2 separate regions of the Homo sapiens genome follow, and region 2 is linked to region 1. A link is a contact called in ENCODE Hi-C or POLR2A ChIA-PET data. All regions are on one chromosome and are shown on one strand. Each heading gives the region's core, a stretch centred on a gene start or an enhancer-like site at or near the end of the contact. The rest is flanking DNA. Distances are from core to core; before and after follow the strand shown. Region 1 holds the start of FTH1 (ferritin heavy chain 1). Region 2 holds the start of SYT7 (synaptotagmin 7).

Region 1 (5,260 bases), core at 2,498-4,997:
ACCTTCATTTCCTCCTGTGCTCCTTGGCTCAGGGAATGGCAGCAGCAGCCAGGCCTACCAAATCATAAAGCTGAGAGATCTCTTACACACTGCCCACCCCTGGCCCCCGACTTTCGCCAATCAGTCTGTTCATTTGATCTTCTCCAGATCTGTCAAATCTGTGTTCTATCTTCTCTGCTCACTAATAACTAAGGCTGCTGCCTCCTGACTGGTGCCCAGCCCTCTAGCCTCACTCTCATCCATCCTCCACATTCAATCATGAATCCATCTGTTCATGCAACAGATACTGGGCACCAAGTAACAAGCAATTTGCAAAAAGCTGGGAGTGCAGAGACAAGACAGAAACAATGCCTGCCTTCCAGGAGCTTACCATCTACAGCACCAGCGCAGGCAATCAAAAGGGTCTCATAAGGCCAGGTGCGGTGGGTCATGCCTGTAATCCCAGCACTTTGGGAGGCCGAGGCAGGTGGATCACTTGAGGTCAGGAGTTCGAGACCAGCCTGGCCAACATGGTGAAACCCCGTCTCTATTAAAAACACAAAAATCAGCCAGGTGTGGTGGTAGGCACCTGTAGTCCCAGCTACTTGGGAGGCTGTGGCAGGAGGATCTCTTGAACCCGGGAGGTGGAGGTTGCAGTGAGCCGAGATCAAGCCACTGCACTCCAGCCTGGGCAACAAGGGCAAAACTCCATCTCAAAAAAAAAGGTGTGACACATACATAGTACTTCATTAAACATACAAATATATATTATAGTTCCTAATCTTCATCACTTACATGAGCTACAAATATCATCCCAATTTGTCATCTCTGTTTTAACCTTGTTTACAACATCTTTTGTCTTACAGCTTTTCATTTTTAAATAGGCAAACCTGCCAACTGTACTTTTACGGCTTCTGACAGCCTCAGAAGAACATTCCCTACCCCAAAATTATAAAAATAATCTTGTATATATTCTTCTCAAAACTTTATACTTTTTTTAAGGCTTGGATTTTTAATCTATCTGGAATGTATTTTTAAATACTGAGTGAGTCACTTTTCTCCACATGACTGTCAATTGTTTCAACATAATTTGTTAAACCCATTCTTTCTTCCCTAATGTGACACAACAGTTTAGCATATACCAAGTTCTCATAATAGGGGGGCAGGACTATTTTGTTGCATTAATCTAGTCATCTCTTCCTGTGCCAGTACCATACTGCTTATAGCACTTTACTGTACCTTTATTATAGCACCAAATGCAAATCTATCAACACACTGACTCCTCCAAATGAACTTTAGAATCATTTTGTGAAGTTTCAAAAAAAAAAAAAATACTGTCCCAGAGACAGTAATGGCTGAGGAAAAACAAAAACAAAAAACTGCCTCTTATGGAAATTGCAGTGAATTTATGCTTATTTGGGGAAACTGACATCTTTACAGAATGAAGATTGACCGACCATTTGGGAATATGGTACCTCTTCATTTATGCTAGGCTTTTTGAATTTTTTGTCCAGCAGTAAGCATTTATAGTTTTTTCTATATATTTCTTGTTAACTTTATTCCAAGGTACTTTAAGCTTTTGTTGTCAATGTAAGTGAAAAACATTTTTTTTTCCATTCTTTTTTCCCCATATTTTCTAACTGGTGGTTACTGTTATAAAGGAAAGCTTTGGATCCTATATATGGTGACTTTGCTATACTCTTATCCTAAGAGATTCCCAGTGTAAGGTTTCTAAAAACAAAGCTAATGAGGTGTCTCTATGCTGTCTCTAGGATCAAGTTTAACCTCTTTTTATGGAACACAACCCTGCCCGATCTTGCCCCTATTCTCCACCCTAACCAGCATCCCCCAACATAAACTGTACTTTCCAGGCCAACATTCTTTCTTTCTTTCTTTTTTTTTTTTTTTTTTGAGACGGAGTTTTGTTTTGTCTTCCAGGCTGGAGTGCAAAGGCGCGATCTCGGCTCACTGCAACCTCCGCCTCCCAGGTTCAAGCGATTCTCCTGCCTCAGCCTCCAGAATAGCTAGGATTACAGGCGCATGCCACCACGCCCGGCTAATTTTTGTATTTTCAGTAGAGAAGGGTTTAGCCATGTTAGTTAGCCAGGCTGATCTCCAACTCCGACCTCAAGTGATCCGCCCGCCTCGGCCTCCCAAAATGCTGGGATTACAGGCATGAGCCACCGCGCCCAGCCCCAGGCAACATATTTTCTTAAGGCAGCTTTAACAGGCCATGCATTTCCACATTTCCACACCTTTGCATATGCTGTTCACTCTGCTCCAAATTCCCTTCCCTGTTTCTCTCCCGCACTTCACCTTCCTTTTAACTTTTTCTTCAAACTCAGCTCACGTGTCTTGCTTAGGGAGGGCTTCCCCGACCTCCTCCTATCCCAGACTGGGTAAGGTACTCCTGGTCTAGCAGCATCCTTCTGTTTACCTTATTCTTGTAGCTCTAGCACCACTAAAACGTTTTTCCTGTAAATAACATAGGTGCATTTTTAAATGAAACCGTGAACAAGAAATCACCCTAATTCCGTCGGCAATTTATTTTAGTATTTCAGTAGAGTTGCTTTTTTAAACTAAGGTTTGGAAGTCTAGCTTCCAGCTGCAGGTTTGTGAGCATCCTGAAATTCAGTTCTTCCACCGATGCGTCAAAAGACGCGACAGAACAGTGGACCTCGAAGCCAGGACCTAGGTAAGGGCAGGGCCTAGCTCTAGCTCTGCCACCCATAAATTCACATCCACCCTGTGCCTGGGACTCAGCTTAGCCACACACACCGGCCCCACCCCTCCGGGGTCTCTTTCACCTGTCACCCGCCATTAACCCCGTCAGCTTCTCTCCAATGACACCCCAGGGTTGTCCTACAGGGCCACCGAAGCCTGAAGCTCCTGTGAGTGGGGCCGATAAGAGGCCATTTTGAAAAGTCCTCAGCATGGGCTTCGCCTTTAGATCCACGTCGTTTCTCCTTTCTAACCCGAGATGTGTCCCTTGGGTGCGAAGCGACACCAGCGATTCTCTCGGAGGCCCCGGTGGCTCACCCCCACGACTCCCCGGGGAGGCGGTCCCCATCCCTAGGGAAACCCGGCCCGCCCAGCCTTTGTTGCAGAAACCGCACACGGAGCCATATTTGCTTTCAGCCAAAGGCAGACGTGGTCGGAGGAGTCGGAAGGGCAGGGGCGGACCCGAAACCCGCCGTGCGCCCCACTTCTCCATCGCGCTCCTTCCTGGACTCTGAGGAAGAGAAAATGCGCTCGACCACCTAAGGACCGCGTCTCCACCTTCCACCTTCCCAATCATCTGCAGCTTCCCAATCTGCAGCAAGGTGTCACAAGGGCTTCTCCGCAGCTATGATTTCTAACACCATGCCCCGGGCCAGGAGCCTCAGGGTGCCCGTTCGGGAAAATGGGAGCCGAATCAGGATCACCCCATGCGCCCCCGCACCCTTCCCCCGCCGGTTCCAACGCCCGGGCGCCCCTAGACCGGGGGGGGGGTTCTGAGGTGGACTTCCTGCGCCTCCTCGCAGCTTCCCTCCAACTCCACTAAACGGGCACAGAGACGCCACCGCTGTCCCAGAGGCAGTCGGCTACCGGTCCCCGCTCCCGAGCTCCGCCAGAGCGCGCGAGGGCCTCCAGCGGCCGCCCCTCCCCCACAGCAGGGGCGGGGTCCCGCGCCCACCGGAAGGAGCGGGCTCGGGGCGGGCGGCGCTGATTGGCCGGGGCGGGCCTGACGCCGACGCGGCTATAAGAGACCACAAGCGACCCGCAGGGCCAGACGTTCTTCGCCGAGAGTCGTCGGGGTTTCCTGCTTCAACAGTGCTTGGACGGAACCCGGCGCTCGTTCCCCACCCCGGCCGGCCGCCCATAGCCAGCCCTCCGTCACCTCTTCACCGCACCCTCGGACTGCCCCAAGGCCCCCGCCGCCGCTCCAGCGCCGCGCAGCCACCGCCGCCGCCGCCGCCTCTCCTTAGTCGCCGCCATGACGACCGCGTCCACCTCGCAGGTGCGCCAGAACTACCACCAGGACTCAGAGGCCGCCATCAACCGCCAGATCAACCTGGAGCTCTACGCCTCCTACGTTTACCTGTCCATGGTGAGCGCGGGCGGGCCTAAGCGGTGGCGGGGGCCGGGCGCGGTTCCCGGGGCGCGCGCTGGGGCGGGCCGGGGGTGTGGCCACCCGCGGGCTCTCCCGCCTCCCTGCGCCCTTCTGGAAAATGGAGGCTGCTCGAGGTTTCCGAGGACTTCTCTGGCGCAGAAAGTCGGGGCAGCTGGTTCTTCTCGGCTGTACCCTGAGAATGCTCCCTCCTAGGCCAGGGCCGCCTCTGCACACCCTTCTTTTTTAAGGAGACCTTGGTGTCCTGAAATCCTGGGGTTGCAAGACTGCCAGCCTGTGTGATCAATCCTGCGGTTAGGAAGGTGGAGTTTTGCTTTCCCATCTTTTCCTCTGCCTCCGGCATTTGGCCCTAAATGCCAGCGTTTTTTGCTTAGGTATCCAGCTCCCGTCCGCCTGTGTGTGGCGGAGCTGCTGGGTAACGGTGTCGAATAGCAAACCTTGGGGGCTGGCGGGAGGTGGCTTATCTTGTGGGTAGATCCCTCTCGAGCAGCCGTATCCACCTCTCGGCTCTGCTTATCTCTAAGTCCCACTTGCTTTGAAGCATATCTCTAGGAATCGCCCCTTCTGCAGTCACCGAAGTGTCACCTGACCTTGCGCCTAGGGGACCTAATTTATCTTTTATGTATCTTACTGTAAGAGGTGTGGAGTTTGGCCTACTAATTGAACCCCCAGTTCTTGGATAAAGTCCACCGACAGTTACTGGGCAAGAAATTTTTCAGTGATCAGTGGAATCAGTTTTCCCAAATCTTGGTCTTAGGCAGTGTCGTGGGAGTCTTCCTTAGAATTGCCTTGTGATTGTCCAAACTATCCCAAGAATAAATGTGTTCCAAATGGATTTGAAAACAGGCCTGTATTTCTGTGACTGTCACTGCCTTTCACAAACACTTGACTACATCAAATGTCTAAAACTGAAAATCAAATTTTTGTGATATAACTATTATAAAAGTATGTTTACATCAACATACTGTCCACATTTGCCACCTTGCATGGGGGTTTTTAATTTGTGTGTGTGTGTGAGAGACAGAGTCTCGCTCTGTCGCCCAGGCTGGAGTGCAGTGGCGCGATCTCGGCTCACTGCAGCCTCCGCCTCCTGGGTTCAAGTGATTCTCTTACCTCAGGCTCCTGAGTAGCTGGAATTACAGGCGCACGCCACCACGCCCAGCTATTTTT
Region 2 (5,260 bases), core at 1,525-4,024, 390 kb after region 1:
CTGCAGGCAGGAATTTAAAAACTACCCAAGATTCCCAATGCCCCAGAGCCGCAGTTTGCACAACTATATCTCATGGCGTTTCTCTTGTGTGTCTGAGGAGCTGTCCAGCTCTGACATCCTGGAACAAGGACCGTCTAATGCCCGTGAGGAGAGGATGAGACTGGGCTTCGTATTCTTGTAAGAAACAGGCTATAAGCCCTCAGATGGGAGCAAGCACTGGGTCTCCTCATGAATCCCACAGTGGTTAGCAAAGGGCTGGGAGTCTCAACCAGAGTGATTCTTACTCCAGGTTCTCTCACCAGCTCCCCAGGGTGCTGGCTCCGGGGCCTTTAGCTCCCTGGGTCAGTTCCTTCTCTTCTAGAGGCCTTGCCTTCATCACCTGACACTTGCAAGGGGCAGCCTGGGGCATCTCTCAGATGTCCTCTCTGTCAACTCTGAAAAACTTTAGATGCTTAGTAAAGACCTGTTGAGTGGTGGTGATGAGGAATTCTGCTCTCCCTCTCTGGACTTTCAGATTGATGGGTGGAGGGATCTGGAGTGGGGAGATTCCTCAGCAGGGAACCTGTCTGTGTGCCCATCTGTTGTGGGAGGGTGAGGGGTGCCCTATTTGCTCTTTTTTTTTTTGAGACCGGGCTCACTCTGTTGCCCGGGTTGGAGGGCAGTGGTGCAATCATGGCTCACTGCAGCCTCAAACTACTGGGTTTAAGCCATCCTCCCGTCGCAGCCTCCCGAGTAGCTGAGACCCCAGGGGCGCACCACTACACTGGGCTAATTTTTTTTTTCTTTGTAGATATGGGGTCTCACCATGTTGCTCAGGCTGGTCTCAACTCCTGGGCTCAAGTGATCTTCCCGCCCCGTCATCCCAAAGTGCTGGGCTTACAGGTGTGAGCTACCATACCCAGCCCCTGTTTACTCTTTACTAGGGTAATGAGAGAGGCAGCTGGGGTGGGTGGGGGAATGAGCCAAGGTTGCAGACCTTGCAGTCCCAGCCTGTTGGCTTAGCTTTCTGGGGTTTGCCAGGTCCCAAAGCAGAGTGTAGATAACTCCTGGGTTCTTGGCTGTACTTGGGTGAGTGGGGGGAAGACAGCTGTGAGGTGTATGGAATAGGATGGCCCTTCCCCAGAGGGTGAGGGCTGAGATTTCTGGCCACTGAGGAATTGTGGCCTTAACCTACGATGCCTTTTTTCCTTCCATTTTTATGTAGAACATTCATTCCCAGGAAATCTGCTCTCCACTGGAACAGTCTTCATGGAGGTTTGCTGGGGGAACTTCCTTATCTTTTTCTCAACCGGAAAAGCTGTAGGTGGAGGTGAATGTGTATGTGTGTATGTGTGTGTGTGGTGGTTGTTGGGGATAGCCTCCATGTGATTTCAAGGGGATGGGGTCTGTTTGTGTGTGTGTCGGGGAGACTTGAGATAGAGGGTTGTTCCTGGCTGCCTTCCACACTGTGGGCAGGTGGAGGTGTGGCTGGGCATGAGTAGTGCAGTATAAAGCCAGCAAAAGTGGATTTCTCAGGGTGGAAATAATAATCCTTGACTCTAGGAAGCCTGGCTCACCTGCAAACTGCATTCTCAGCACAGGGGAGGGCAGGATGCTGCCACAGACCCAGGGATTTTGCCCTCTTACCTGACCCATCAGTGAAGGGTAGGGGCAGCACCTGTATTGTGGGGAGCGTCAGTGTATGTGTCTCTTTGTGTGGGCAGCATGTCTGTGTGGGTGTGTGTGTGGGGGGCATCATGTCTGTGTGTGTGTGTGTGTGTGTGTATGTAGGTGATTACGTGTGTAGGTGTGTGCAGGGAGGTCTCTGTGCCTACCATACCACTAATGGTTCATTTCTGGGTTTTTCTTATCCTTAGGAGACAGGTCTCTTCTCCTCCCTGCCCCAGAATCAAATCATCCAAATTCTGTAGAGAAATGAGTGTTCACCTGATTTAGACTGTGCTGAGCCGGCAGAGAGGCAGAGGGGACCAAGAGAGGTCCAGGGTTGGAAGGAGAAGGAGGGATTTCCTTCCTACCCTCCGAAGTGCTAGGGTCAAGGAATAGAGGGGAGGATCAGAGGAGGAGCTGCTGCTATAGAGGGATAGCCAGAGGCTGAAAAGTCTATTTTCTTCTTTCGTGGGGCTGGGTTAGGTGAGGAGGGTCACTAGGCCAAACCTCCTACCGAGGGCAGGGATCTTAGCCCTTTCGGCTCCACCTGTGTGCGAGCTTGCAGAAAGACCGGACTGGCGGACCCAGGCTCAGCGCTGCCAAAAATTCCACTCCTGGTTTTTGCACACACCAGTCCGTCTGCCCCGGACCGCCGCGGTGTTGAGTCCGGAGCTGACGCCCTCGAGCCGCCAGCAAGCGGAAAACCCGGAGTGGATCTCCACGCCTTTTGGATCGGAGCCAAAGGGCACCTCGGAGGAGGTGGCCGGCTCTGCGGCCCTGCCCGGTGCCAGGCCGCGGCCATCGGGGGAGCACGGGCTGGGGGTGGGTCGCGCAGCGGAGCCGGATCCCCTGGCCGGACGAGCCCGGCCGTGGGGCTCGGCGGCCCTCCCCGCGGGGACTGCGAGGCGGGCGGGGCGCGGGGCGGCGGCCGTGCCCTCGGGGCGGCTTCGGGCGGCGGCGGGCGCGGGTGCAGTGCGGCGCGCGGCCGGCAGCGGGCGCAGGCGGTGGCTGTGGCCGCGGCGTTCGGCGGCTGGCGGGCGGCGCCGGCGGTGCCCCGGGCGCGCTCACACACGCGCTCACACACACACATACACACGGCCTCGTACACACACACACGCTCCGGCGCGCACACGCGGCGCGCAGGCCGGAGGGAGGCGGCTCGGCGCTGTTCGGCGGCGGCGGCAGCGTGCTCCGCGGGCGGGCGGGAGGGCTGGCGGGCGGCCCCCGCTCCCCGGCTCCGCGGCTAGGTGCAGCCCGCTCGGCCCCCGCCCTCGGACCCGCCCCCGGGGGTCGCCCGGCCCCATGCCCAGCGGCGGCGGCGGAGCAGCGCGCGGCCGCGGGCGGCTCTGAGGAGCCCGGAGGGAACCGGCGACGAGGGGACCATGTACCGGGACCCGGAGGCGGCCAGCCCAGGTAAGCGCGGCCCCGGCGGGCTGGGGCGCCCCGCACCGGCGGGCAGGACAGCGGCAGCGCCGGACGCCGTCTCGGAGCCCCAGCCTGGGGCTGTTGTCCGCCCGGAGCCGCACGGGCTCCCCCAGGGGTCATCCCAGCCCCGGGGGCGCGGGATCGAGCGGCAGCGGCTCGGACCCCGGTCCCCCGCAGTCTGGACACTGCCAGGCTGGATGTCTGGGACCGGCTTCGCAGTGTCCCCACAAGGACCTCTCCCCCACCCCTCAACAGCCCAAGGACAACGTGTGTGGCGGAGCGAGGAGCCGCTGCCCCTGTGGGAGCCGGGCAGTGCCCTCAGAGGCACCCGAGGCTCCCCAGCACCGGTGCCCCGGGGGTGCCAGCGCTGGCGGACCCCAGGGCGAGGATCCCGGCAGCTCTTGGCCAAGGTTGCGGGCACAGGGGAGCGGAGTGGCATCGCAGTGCCAACTGTGAATTGAGAGGGTGCCAGGGGGCAAGTGGGAATCTGGTGCGGCAGCTGGGCAGGGAGGTTCTGGGGGGTGGGGAACTGCAGGGGCGTTGATGGGTGAGACGGGGGTGCCTGAAGGGAAAGAGAGCAGGGGCTCATGAGAATGGGGGTGCCAAGAGAATGTTCTCCTAGGTTTGGGGAGGGGGAAGCAAACAACCCCAAACTCTCTCCCGTCCTGGGGTGGGGGAGGGCCGAACTCCTTTGCCTTCTGCTTCGCCCGCCAGGGGAGTGGCCTGGGAGCCCACTGTCTGCTTGGTATCCTCTAAGCCAAAGCCGAAGAATCTTCCCGTCTTCCTCGGAAATTGCTCTGCCATTTCCTCCTTGGCTCCTGATGCCTCCTCACCCAGTGCCCACCTGTAGGCAGGTCCCCTGCAGCTCCTGCCCAGGCTCCATCCCCGCTCCCACCTGGGGTGCTCCACCCAGTCCCAGCACCCCCAGTCTGCCAGTTCTGGCATCAGGGTCTGTTTCTGGGCTTCTCTCTGATGCTAAAAGCACGACTCCCCAGCCCAGGATGTGCTCCCAAACGAAGAGCCTCCAGGCTCCCTCCTGCCAGCCTCCTGGGGGCGGCGGTGCTGTAGGGAAGGAAGGGCTCTAAGACCCTGCACAGAAGGAGCCTGCAGCCCTGAGGCTCCTGAAGGCAGTCCAGTGGGTGCTGGCTTTGCCCACTGTTGCCCTAGCCCCACATTTGCTCTTTCCCCTCTAGGGGCAGCCTCAGCCTGTCCCTGCCTCCTGAGGAATCGGCTCCCACCCCCCATCGATTCTTTTCAGTCCAGTCGATATTGAGGACGACCCACTGGGCGCCAGGCACTGCCCTCACTCAGCACTTGGATATGAGGGTGAGAGATTCAGTCTCCTTCTCTGGAACCTTGCGCCCTTCTCTGAATGTCCTCTAGGTGAGGGCTGAAGGGGCATTGCCTGTGGAGAGCCCTCCCCTCATCTGTCTGGACCTAGGTCACCTACCCTGGCATCTTCGTCGAAGAGGCCGCCGGCTTCCAGCCCATGGCCCGTGGCAGGAGTATTCTCTTGCTCTGCTCACCTTCTTAGAAGCCAGTAGCTTAGTTCAGAAGCCAGCTCTGGGGTATGAGGATGGAAGGTAGGGAAGAAATAAGGACACTATCCATCCCCTCGCCCACCAGGCTGGCAGCCTCCCCTCTGGCCTGTTAGGCCACTGGCCTGGGGCTGTGCCCTCTCCCCTCTCCCTCCCTCCTCTTTCCTCCCATGCCTGGGCACCATGACATCACCACTCCTCCAAGCACCTCTGCCCTCACCACGGAGGCCAGCTTGACGTGCTTGGCATCTTCTAGGCAAAGGGTCTGGAGTCCAGTACCATCCCTGGTGTGCTGGCAGCCCTCAACTCTTCCCTCACCCCCTCCTTGAATGGGCCTCTCTGGCTGCAGTTGGGACCTGTCTTGCCCACCCCAGTTGCAGCTGCGGGACCCACCAGTGCCTGTGGTAGGGCAGCTGTGACTGGGAAAGGGGCTGGCCTGAGGCTGACTCCTCTCCGGTGTGGGCATTGGGCTGGGTGGGGTCAGACATAGGCTGGAGAGGGCACAGTCTGCCTTTGAGCCTAGTCATCTGGGGTCCTTGAGGAGTCAAAGATCTCATTCTGGCCTCTGCCCTCTGGCATCCCTGCCCACCTTTGTAGGCTCTATAGTTCCAGGTCAGATTTCCCTTCCCCCCAGCTCCCCCAAGGCTCCC

The links. Hi-C counts contacts between places; a loop is a spot of excess contacts on that map. ChIA-PET counts read pairs that join two places held with the same protein, here RNA polymerase II (POLR2A). Pooled maps may share reads with other maps.
Region 2: a map of B cell shows a loop between it and region 1 (13-fold over the local background). The contact joins the promoter of SYT7 here to the promoter of FTH1 in region 1. A Hi-C loop is called at or near these places in 2 of 168 maps with a recorded cell type or tissue (B cell and CD4-positive, alpha-beta T cell) and 8 of 50 pooled maps. POLR2A ChIA-PET finds 5 or more read pairs at or near these places in 2 of 52 experiments (MCF 10A and activated T-cell).

The regions. Positions count from the first base shown.
Region 1 is chr11:61,966,121-61,971,380 of GRCh38, reverse strand. FTH1 (ferritin heavy chain 1) reads left to right here and starts at 3,747. Exons shown (of 4, transcript NM_002032.3): 1 at 3,747-4,069. The coding sequence starts at 3,956. LOC399900 (a long non-coding RNA gene) reads right to left here and starts at 4,087. Exons shown (of 1, transcript NR_187560.1): 1 at 2,502-4,087. RefSeq lists enhancers at 2,641-2,690, 2,811-2,880 and silencers at 3,401-3,750, 4,021-4,220.
Region 2 is chr11:61,578,590-61,583,849 of GRCh38, reverse strand. It overlaps SYT7 (synaptotagmin 7), which reads left to right and starts at 2,774. Exons shown (of 13, transcript NM_001365809.2): 1 at 2,774-3,060. The coding sequence starts at 3,030. LOC105369331 (a long non-coding RNA gene) reads left to right here. Exons shown (of 5, transcript XR_950166.3): 3 at 98-177; 4 at 1,205-1,254; 5 at 1,857-2,444. RefSeq lists silencers at 2,324-2,483, 2,494-2,643, 2,664-2,753.